2 separate regions of the Homo sapiens genome follow, and region 1 is linked to region 2. Evidence: read pairs that join two places in POLR2A ChIA-PET (ENCODE). Cell type or tissue: CD4-positive, alpha-beta T cell. All regions are shown on one strand. Links, peaks and the distances in the headings refer to the core of each region. The heading gives the core; the rest is flanking DNA. Region 1 holds the start of MKNK1 (MAPK interacting serine/threonine kinase 1). Region 2 holds the start of ATPAF1 (ATP synthase mitochondrial F1 complex assembly factor 1).

Region 1 (5,369 bases), core at 85-5,084, 65 kb after region 2:
CCTTGCTTCCCTTCCAGCCCCCAATATCCCTGCCTTTAGTCACTCCTCTAGAATCTGGAAGGCCCTCCATTCTGCTGCCTCTTCCTCTGGCTCACCACAGGAGGCCCAATCCCAGCATTCTAAAAGGGTGCTATTTGCACACCTCCTATAACAGATCGCTCACTACCTCCTCTGTCATTGGACAGCTCAGACTGTTACAAGTCCCATGCTTTGGGTTCATGGTCATTTTGAAATATGACCATGGCAGTGAGAGTAGATTTATCTTAGAACTGTGTGACCCAAGACCTGCACCTTACATGAGAATATCTGTAAATACATTAGGAAGCTGACACAAAATTGCTTTGAGAGATTCACAGAGGGATGCTTAAAGAAGAATAGACAGAAAGGAAGAGAAGGGGAAAAGAAAGAGATAGGGCCTCAATGATGCAGATAAAAGAGCACACTCCCATGGGGCAAAACCTAGTAACAAAGGGTCCTGGGAGGTAGAGTGGCAGCTTGGTTGAGAAGTCAGGCTGGGCTTTATTTTCCTGTTGGCTCAAGGTCCATAACAAAGCTGGGCATAGTGGCTCTTCCCTGTAATCCCAGCACTTTGGGAGGCCAAGGTGGGAGGATCATTGAGCTCAGGAGTTCGAGACCAGCCTGGGCAACATGGCAAAACCCTGCCTCTAAAAAAATTCAAAAATTAGCCAGTCATGGTAGTGCATGCCTGTAATCCCAGCTACTCAGGAGGCTGAAGCAGGAGGATCACTTGAGCCCAAGCAGAGGTTGCAGTGAGCAAAGCTGGTGCCACTGCACTCCAGCCTGGGGAACACAGTGAGACCTTGTCTCAGAAAAAAAAAAAGAAAAAAAATTCCAAAACAATATTTGGAGCAGGGACCTAGGTAGTAAGCCATCCTCTCCAGCCTGGGGCAGAGCATCCACCTATTGAGTAAAGGATGCCGCATCACCCTCGGCTCCCATAAACACTGCAGCCTCTGAGGTTTCCTGTTGCCTCTCCTCCCTACCCCACAGCAAGCTGTGGAATATGTGGTGAAATAAGCCACAGTCATGACTAGAGCTCCACCTGCTTTGGGGGAGCCCTCCTTCCTCTGAGCACCCCCAGAGCCCTCAAAGATGTTAACTGAATTTGATTGCCATGTGAGGGACATAGCAACTTTGAGAACCTGGAACATAGGTCCTGAATCTCTTGGGCTATTGCCACAGGCAACAGGGAAGGGAACAGGCCAGCAGGGCCTCTGAAGACTTGAAGCTTGGATCGGCCTCCACGGAAGGTAATGAGTGGGAGAAGTCAGGATACATCGGGGCCCTCAGGTTGGACCGCAGGATTCCAGAAGGGAATGAACACAGAAGCTTGATCTTCCGCCTCTCCGGCCTTCACCCAGATTGGGAAATCTAGCAAAGTCCTGAATGTTCACTAATATTCCCAATCTCCTTCCATCATACAGATGAAAAGACAGCCCCGACAAGACAGGGAACAAATGTTTGTCAGGTGGATGATGGGAAGCAAGTCCCTGGGGCTCTTTAACTAGCTTGGCTTACCAAATCCTCACGATAATCCTGAGACAGGCAGGGAAGGGATGTTCACCTCCATCACTCGGAGTCAGCGCCTGAATTAAATCCCAGTCCACACTCTCATCCTTTCTCATCGCAGCTGCAGACTTGGGAAGGGGATGTGGGGAGACTGGTTGAGGCATTAACCTATTTACAGTTGTTTTTCCCCAAGAAATGAACTTTTAAAAGTTTTAAAAATTTTGAAATACTGGGGATAATGTTGTACTCAAGGAGAAACTCTTATGGTGAAATTCTAGGCACTCAGACTTTTAAAGAAATTGTACAGAATTGGCCCCCGTTTTAGAAAAGACTAGCAGCATTTCCCCACATATAAAAGGCATTTTAAAATTCCTTCCTGGCCTGCAGAAGCTCTCAGTACATGTTAATTACACCTGTCGCGCCCGGCCTCCTACCTTCCCGGGCTTCTCCACCCTCCATTCGGAAAAGAAAGCGCCGGAGGAGCTAAGCCCCACCCGCTTGCCAGCAATCTCCCCTCTCCCCGCCTCTTCCCTGTCACGCCTGCGCAGTTCGCTCAGCTCGAGCCCCCTGCCCTCAGGCGGCCCTGGGTAGCCATCAGGGCGCAGGCGCAGCTCCGCCCCCTCACCCTCCTCTCTGATCGGGCCCACCCCCTGGATCTAGCACCGCCTCTTCCGCGTTCTCGGAGGAGCGATCTGCAGGTAGGGGTGCGCGCGACCGCTCCCCGGCGGGAGCCAGCGAAGGTAAAAGCGAGACCTGCGAGGTATTCCTCCGAGCTAAATGGGGCCGGGGTCTGTGAGTGAGCTCGTGTGCCCGGAAGGGGGCAGTCAGGGCCTTCACGGCTGCCCGAGGTCACGACGCGATTCAGCTGCGGAGGGACAGCCTAAGGGGACGCTTTTCAGGACTGTCCCGAGCTGTCTGCGACCTCTGTGCCTGGGGTCGGGGCGTGGCCGGTGTCCGAGATGGCGCTTACTCTGTGGCCCGTTTGAGACTCAGTCTCTCCCAGGGATCAGGACCGAGGCTATGGCTGGGCGCAGGGCTCAGGCAGTCCAGTATCATGAATAGTTTTTCACGTGAGGAATTTGTGAAATCTGTGTACTGCGTTATTTTTAAGTTAATTGTTTTCATTTATTTTCAGTATTTAAAGGCTCCTGCCTGTGTGGATGGCTGTCCACAGGGAAAGGTAATAAGAGTGTCAGGTGCACCCTGTCTTCTAGAGAGCTCCAAGCTCCCTGACAGTGGCAGATCAGAGGCAGGCAGGCTCACAGGAATGAAGTGTTGTTAGAAGTGCTCAACTTCAGGGTCAGGGAGTCCTGGGTTTAGATCTCATCTCTTCCACCTCTTAGCTGTGTGTCCTGGGGCAAGTCTGCTTCCCCTCCCAGAGCTTCACTTTCTTCCCTAGGAAATGGCCATAATAGGGTCATTGTGAAGGGTGAATAGGATTATATGGAAGTCACCTAGTATGGCGCCTGTCATGTAATGGGTGCTGAATACATGGTAGCTGTGATTTCTAGGAGCTTGGTCATTTTGGATTGGGGTACTTTAGAAAGGCTCTGAGAGAAGAGTTGTTGTGACCTGGGCCTTGAAGCCTCAGTGGGATTTACAGATGGAACTGACCCTGCAGAATGGGAAGGGCACCACTGCCCATGCGCCAGGCACATGCTGGACAGTAGGTGTAATGTCTCACTGGATCACCACCCATCAGCCAGGTGCTTTCAGCCCACTCTCCTTAGCTTCAGCCCTTCATTAGAGGGCTGGGCTGGAAGTGATGTGAAGAGGAAATCCAGGGTTGGGTTTTATATGGAACTGAGCCAGCTAGAGGCTTTGGTGCCCCCTCTGCCCATCTGCTCCCACCTCAACACTTCTCTCTCTGTAATCCAGAGAGTTGGTTAGGAGTCCTGTTACTCTGGTATTTTGCAGATGTTGACAGTTGTGGGGGATGGCAACTCAGATTGCATGAAGCGAAGCCATGGGAGAGGGAAGCTCTGTGAACAGGAGCTGTCAGAGCCCAGCACGTGCTTAGAAAGTGCATGTGGTCTCCTGTAATGTGGTCCCAGAGTAATTGAATTACTTAGTTCCTTTTGCATCCTCTTCATGGGTGCCCTTGTGCTCTTCCTGAGACACTACTCGGAAACCTTGGTGGGCATCATTGCCTACTATATAGAGCAGTGGTGTCCAATCTTTTGGCTTCCCTGGGCCACATTGGAAGAAGAAGAACCATCTTGGGCCACACATAAAATACACTAACATTAACAATAGCTGATGAGCTTTAAAAAAATTGCAAAAAAATCTCAGTGTTTTAAGAACGTTTATGAATTTGTGTTGGACCACATTCAGAGCCATCCAGGGCCGCGGGTTGGACAAGCTGGATGTAGAGTTTGGACTCCAGCCTCAGACAAGTTCCTGCACAATTTGTTCCCACACCTCTCCCCTCCCTGTTTCCCTTGGTTTTCCCAAACCTGCAACCTGTGCTTCAGTCAAAATAAACTAGTTGTCTCTGTTTCTCCTTTTTTTTTGAGATGGAGTCTCACTTTGTCACCCAGGCTGGAGTGCAGTGGCACAATCTCGGCTCACTGCAACCTCCACTTCCCAGGTTCAAGTGATTCTCCTGCCTCAGCCTCCTGAGTAGCTGGAATTACAGGCATGAGCCACCACACCCGGCTAATTTTTGTATTTTTAGTAGAGACGGGGTTTCGCCATGTTGGCCAGGCTGGATTCAAACTTCTGACCTCAGGTGATCCGCCTGCCTGGGCCTCCCAAAGTGCTGGTACTACAGATGTGAGCCAACGTGCCCGGCCAAATCTCTGTTTCTCAAACACTCCCTGCATGTTCCTGCTCGAGCCTTTGCTTATATTCTCTCTTCCTGGATTTCCCTCCTCCTCCTCATCTTTCAAGGCTTACATCTCTTACATCTCATGTGGCCTCCATGGTGAAGCTTTTCTGAGCCTTCTGCTGGATTAGTTGTTCCCCTTTCCATCTTCTGTAGCAAAGGCTGACCCTCTAATATAGCTCTCATCATAGTCTGCCTAGGGATATGTACACTCCATATGTACTCTGAGTACGTGGGTGGCAAGGGACCATGTCTCTTTCCTTCCTCCTCTGTCCAGCATAGGGCCAGCACATAGTAGGCCTCTTCAGTGTTTGTGGTTAAGTGAGTCAGTGACATTTTTTATTTACTAGGTTTGGCCCTTGTTTTATGAGCTGTCAGGTTCAGAATGGGACTTTGTGTTTTTCCTCCTCTTTGTGCCTAAGGAGGGCCCCAGTTTAGACTGATGCCCTAATTACAGGCATCAAAAACAAGAAAGTACAAGAATTCTGCACAAGCAGGCATTCTTCATTGCAGCCATTGTTTTCAGGCTCTTGTCTTGCCTTGACCGTGAGTTTTGTTGGAAGGTAGGTAATGCTGTGTTCAGAGACCTGCACTGGGTGTATTAATAGTACAGTTCAAACAGGGGAAAGCTCACAGGTGGTTTTCTAATCAGTTTACTCTGCCCTTGGCCTTGGGAAACAGTGGTTCCTCCCATCTGGGGACCAGCAGCTATAAATGCACATTTTCCCTTGCCAACAGCCTCAGCATGTGGAAGAGAAAGTTATTTCTTGATCAGAGAAAAATTTACATGGTTGAAGGTAGAAGGAGCTTGGAAACCAACCATCTGGTTCCGCCACTTTCATTTTATAGATGGGGAAAGGACTTGATTGAGATTACACAAGGAGGCCGGTGTGTGGCTCACGCCTGTAATCCCAGCACTTTGGGAGGCCGAGGCAGGTGGATCACCTGAGGTCAGAAGTTCGAGACCAGCCTGACCAACATGGTGAAACCCCATCTCTACTAAAAATACAAA
Region 2 (5,369 bases), core at 48-5,047:
GCTCAAGGGAACCAAGTGGTCAATACCTCCTTCTTTGGCTCCAACAATCTGTCTTTTATTTAATTACCTTCCTTCAAGTGCTGACAAGTGTTTCCCAGGCCCCAGGCCCTGTGGGGCTTCCCACCATCTGGCCTGCATCTACTTCCAGCCTTACTTCCCTCCTCGTCCTCCACACACTTTTCCCTTTTGCCTAGTCCGTACTCCTGAACAGACCCTGCTCATTCACATCTCTGGAGGTGTGCCCATGCTGCTCCTTCACCCAGGAGTGCCCCTGCCCACTTTTCCACCACTGAACACCTGCTCATCCTTCAAGACTCAGCTCAGCCCCCCTACTCTGTGACAGACTGCCCAGAATCATATCATCGCCAATTTGAAGAAACTTTGAGAGTTGTCTAGTTCATCTCCACCATCTGATCCCACCATCAGGGCCATGCTTGACTCCTGGGGGTAGATTTTTCCCCACACAGCAACTAATCTCCCTGGACTCAAGACTCACTTGAGTCAGGAACTTGCTCACCACCTCCTGAGGCAGCTTGATGCATTTATGGGCAGCTCAGTTAGAAAGCCCTTCCCTAATTAAGCTTAAGTCAGCCTTCCCAGTATGTTGCACCACTGCTTGTAGCTCAGCTTCTTAGCACCATTTTAATGACTCCCCTCTTTATAGTCCTCCAATGTGTGACTTAGGGAACTATTTAGCACAGAATTCTCTCCAGGGTCCACTTACCCTTGTTCTCCTCGTATATCACTGGCCCCTACTTTCCAGTCTCCTTTGCTGGTTTCTCCCTTTTCCCCTGATCTCTAAATGTAGGCATGTCTAGGGCTCAGTTCTTAGTGCTCTATCTACATTCATTCCATCAGTTATCTCACCCAGACCCCTGGCTTTAAATATCACTATACACTGACAGTACGCAACTGTATCTCTCCAGCCTGGAATGCTCCTCAGAACTTTAGACTCATACCCAAATACCTGGTTGACATCCCTCCTTGCCAGTCTGTTAAATTATCCCAAACCAACATGTCCAAAACCAAACTCTGATTATCCATCCTCCAAAGTCTACCCTACCTACAGCCTTCCTCCTCTTCATAAGTAGTATCTCTGTCCTTCGGGTTGTTCAGGCCAAAAACCTGCAAGTCATCCTTGACTCCTTTCATTCTATCACACCCACACTGACTCCATCAGCAAGATCTTTAGGCTTTTATTTCAAAATATAACCAAAATCTGGCCACTTTTTTTTATCACTATCACTTTAGTCCAAGTACCACCATCTCTCACTTGGATTACTGTTCCCTGTAGGGTGACCAACATCCTGGTTTGCCCAGGACTTGGGGTGGGTTCTCAGGACATGGGGCTTTCAATGCTAGAGCCAAGAAAGTCCTAGGCAAACTGGAATAAATTAGTCACCCTTGGGAGAGTTTCCATCCTTGCCTCCACATATCCTAAATCCCACCAGCAGCCAGCATGATCCTTTTAAAAAGTAGATCATGTTACTCCACTGCTTAAAACATATAGTAACTTCCGATCTCATTCGATTTAAAATCAAAGTCCTTAACCAAGGCCTAAGCAATCTAACTAGCCCTCCCTATACCTTCTTGGTCTCATTTCTGCTGCTGTGCCCTCACTCATTCAGACTCAATAACCTCCTCATCAGGGCCTTTGCACTTGCTGTTTCCCCTACCTGGAAGGCTCTTCCCCCAGCATTCCCACATTACCTTCAGGTCTCTGCTCAAGTGTCCCCTTATCTCTATCTCTCTTGGCCTGCTGTTTTTCTGCATACCATGTAGCATCACCTAACATTATATATTTACTGTCTGTTTCACTCCACTAGAATGTAAGCTCAATGAATTAATATAAACAAGGATCTAAGAACTTCAGATAATGATAACTGCTATAAAGAGAATGCAATAGAGTGATGGGATAAAGACTATAAAGAGATGGAGGGGTTGTCATTTAGGTCCCTTGGAGGTGCTTACATGTGAACTGAGCCCTTAGATGATGAGGAGGCAGCCACATGCAGATCCACAGAGAAAACAGCAAGTGTTAGGAGTGTGAGCCAGGTATGGGCTGGCATACTTGAAGGACTTATTCATCTTCCATTACACTGTTCCTCGCACAGGGCAGGGCTCAGGGCTGATCTCCATGAGCATAGGTTGGATTGAGCAGAGTTGAAGGCTCTGCCCCTGTCCCAGGAGGGGCTTCAATCAGACAAAACCCAGACAAGAAGGACCTGATGATGAGTACTGTCCCAGAGAGCCCACTCCAGGACTGGCCCTGTTCTGTGAGCAGGTGGGACACAGAGATGTTAATGTCACTGTCCCTGACCCTAGGAGCTCACACCTGGTTCAGACGGTAAGGAAGATTGTGGCATTTGGGTTGAGAGAATGGAAGGAGAGAGGATTCCAGGGGTCAAAAAGGGCCTGAATAAGGACTCTTCAAGGAGTAATCCTGGTGTTTCTTTGGGAGAGAATAGGTCACTGTGGCTGGAGTTCAAGGAGGATGTCAGGAAGCAGAGGAAAAGGAGGCTTGGGAGGCAGCTGCCATCTTGAAAAGAGCTCAGCTGTCGGGTAGAACTTGAACAAGTCACATAATTACTCTCGGCCTCAGTTTCCTTATTTGTTAGATGAGGATAATACTGCCACACAGAGTATGAAGCCGCTCAGTGTCCTGCACATAGCAACCTCAGTAAAGAGAAGCTTGCTGCTGTGATTATAGTTGATGAAAAGACCTTCGATGCTGAAGGACGGACTACTACATCGAGTGCCTGGCACTACAGCGAGTGCCAGGGGCAAGCACCGCGAGGACATGGAGATCCGCTGGCTTTAGAGAACGGACTTGGCGCGCAGAGGCTGCTGGTCCCAGAGGGAGGAAGGGCGTTGAATTTGGGCAGCCTCCCTGGAGGAGGCGGGCCGTGGCATACACAGGGCGGCGAGAGCGCGCAGTGCCGGGGCCAGAGCGGCGCGCCCCCTCCTCCCCGCCCCGCCTCGCCGCTATCCCGCGCCCGGAACCTTGGGCGCGCGGAACCTCGGTGCCGGAGCGCGGGCGCGGCGCACTCGGAGCGGGATGGAGCGGGCGCGCGGGCCGCGGGCCGAGGCCGACGCGCCTGAGGAGGAGGAGGAGGCGGGGGCGGCCATGGCTGCTGTGGTGGTGGCGGCTGCGGGTGGCGCGGGACCGGCGGTCCTGCAGGTGGCCGGTCTCTACCGGGGCCTGTGCGCGGTGCGCAGCCGCGCCCTGGGCCTGGGGCTCGTGTCACCCGCGCAGCTGCGCGTCTTCCCAGTGCGCCCCGGCTCGGGCCGGCCCGAGGGGGGCGCCGACAGCAGCGGGGTCGGGGCCGAGGCCGAGCTCCAGGCCAACCCTTTCTACGACCGCTACCGCGACAAGATCCAGCTGCTGCGCAGGTGCGGGCCTGGGTTGGCTGGAGGCGGGCAGGAGGCGGGAGGAGGGGCGGCCCGGGCTGCTGGGCCTTAGGACAGCCCTGTGAGGTGGGCACTAGTACTGTCCCAGCTCTTCAGATGATGTAGCCAGGCTCCGCGAGGCTAGGTCACTTGCCCAAGATCACACAGCTAATTGGTGTCAGAGCTGGGAGTCTCTGCAAAGCCCTGGCTCGTTCCACGTTTGTCTGCTTTGGTTCTCCAAACGCTAAGGTGGACTCTTATGACAGCCCTGAGGCAGGCAGCTCAGAGACACCTGTCCTCATTATAGAAATGGGAAAACGCCTTCTAGAGAAGGGACTTGACTTGCTCAAGGTCACATATTAAGATAGCTGAGGCCTGGCTCAGAGCTGGAGTTCCCAGGCTGGTGGTAGCTTAGGGCCTTGACTGCAAGGAAAGGCGACTGGGGATGGGAGGAGGGCATCAAAGACTAATAGTGTCACAGTCGGATCACCCATTGAACCCTCTTAAGGAGACTGAGGATCAGCGAGAGTAAGAGACTTGCCAAAGGTCACACAGCTGTTTGGGATTTGTCTGACTCTGAGTCCAGGGTCCCTAACACCACCTCTTAGCTTCCAGAGGGAAGGATCTGGAGCTTAGAGGGGCTTAAGGTGCATATGAGGGGCTATAGGAGCATCTGAAGAGTTCAAGTGGGAAGAGCTAAAGGAGATCAGAGGTGAAAATTAAAGGGGCTTGGGAGAGAATTTAGCAGGGTAAGAAGGTAGTTGTCTTATGAAAGGAAACCAAAGACTTAGTACTGTAAATTTGAGTTCTGTCTCATCTCTACTTCCACTGCCTTAATCTACTCCATCATCGTCACCTGGGCTGTTGCCATTATCCTCTAACTAGAGTTCCCTACTTCCATTCCTGGACTACTTTACCCCAGTTCCTCTCACTGCTACTGTAGTGATCTTTCTTGCCATTTGAAACAGTTATGCAGTAAATGAATGAGTATTTTTGCTCTCCTTCCAGCAGCATTGAGATAGTCTCAAGTATTTGTCATCTTAAAAGCCTTTCTTTGATGTACATTCCCCTCCAGGCTTCTCTCGTTGATCTGTATTTGATCTGTTTTACACACAAGCATCTCTGAAGAGTTGTCTACTTGTACTTTGAATACTTTATCAGCATCCATTTATTCTTACCCACTCATGAACAAATAAATAACTGGTTTTACCGTCCTTCCCCACTGGATCATTCCCATCAACATTTACACATACTGTTATCCCCCCACTGACCTCTAAATAACATCCAAACTCCTTAATGTTTCACACAAGTTCCTCATACCCTAGTCCCTGCCAGTCTCTCTCTAGTTTTATCTGTTAGCAAACTTCCTTTGAAAAAGAATGGAGAGGAGGGGATGTTCCAGGTAAGGGGAGCAGCAACATAAACAAAGGTACAGAGGCATGAAACCACCTTAACCATTTGGGGATGTTTGAGCAAATTTTCATCATAATACCTGTTGTACTTTCATTTGTTTACTTTTATGCCTGTCTCTCCCACTGGATAGTGAGCTCCTTGAGGTAGGGAGTCTGACTTATTTATTTCTATATCCTCAGATCCCAGCAACAGCTTCACTGCCCAGGCTGTCCCTTGCCCTCTCTACCCCTTCACTATGGCAGGCCCAGTTGCAGCTGTAGCCACTAGCAGGGTTGACCCTGGTCCTGGTACAGCCCCCAGGGCTGCTTGCAGCTCTGGCCAGGCAGGTGCCATGCCCGACTAAGCAGAAACCCCTGGTGAGGCTCTTTATTGAGGAGGAGCCGGCCCACTACAGAGAGAAGAAAAACATCCCATCTACATGACAGTGAAGGGAGTGGTGTTTTATGTCACCTCCAGAAAGGAATTTTATGGAAGAAGGGGCCCCCTATAATGCATTGACCAGGAAAGTCCACCAGAGGGATAGCCAAGATGTCCCTGGGTCCTCCAGACCTCACCCATGAAACTCT

The links. ChIA-PET counts read pairs that join two places held together with the same protein. Peaks named below come from ENCODE experiments on the same cell type or tissue, not always from the same donor. Only the 100,000 strongest peaks of a DNase experiment are listed, where the experiment ranks them.
Region 1: POLR2A ChIA-PET joins it to region 2 with 17 read pairs; 22 of 35 experiments call an interaction of 5 or more read pairs at or near these places.

What each region holds. Positions count from the first base shown.
Region 1 is chr1:46,601,086-46,606,454 of GRCh38, reverse strand. MKNK1 (MAPK interacting serine/threonine kinase 1) reads left to right here and starts at 2,187. Exons shown (of 13, transcript NM_001135553.4): 1 at 2,187-2,270. RefSeq lists a silencer at 2,006-2,225 and enhancers at 2,556-2,605, 2,373-2,873. In CD4-positive, alpha-beta T cell, for the core only: no CTCF peak of the experiment used is centred there; DNase peaks (open chromatin) are centred at 1,004 and 2,134; H3K4me3 peaks cover 2,239 bases; H3K27ac peaks cover 963 bases.
Region 2 is chr1:46,666,081-46,671,449 of GRCh38, reverse strand. It overlaps ATPAF1 (ATP synthase mitochondrial F1 complex assembly factor 1), which reads left to right and starts at 3,086. Exons shown (of 9, transcript NM_001394565.1): 1 at 3,086-3,393. The coding sequence starts at 3,128. It also overlaps the pseudogene NENFP1 and a transcript of TEX38 not described here. RefSeq lists enhancers at 2,637-2,786, 4,582-5,110, 5,111-5,369 and silencers at 3,299-3,469, 2,897-3,516. In CD4-positive, alpha-beta T cell, for the core only: no CTCF peak of the experiment used is centred there; a DNase peak (open chromatin) is centred at 3,029; H3K4me3 peaks cover 1,659 bases; H3K27ac peaks cover 1,214 bases.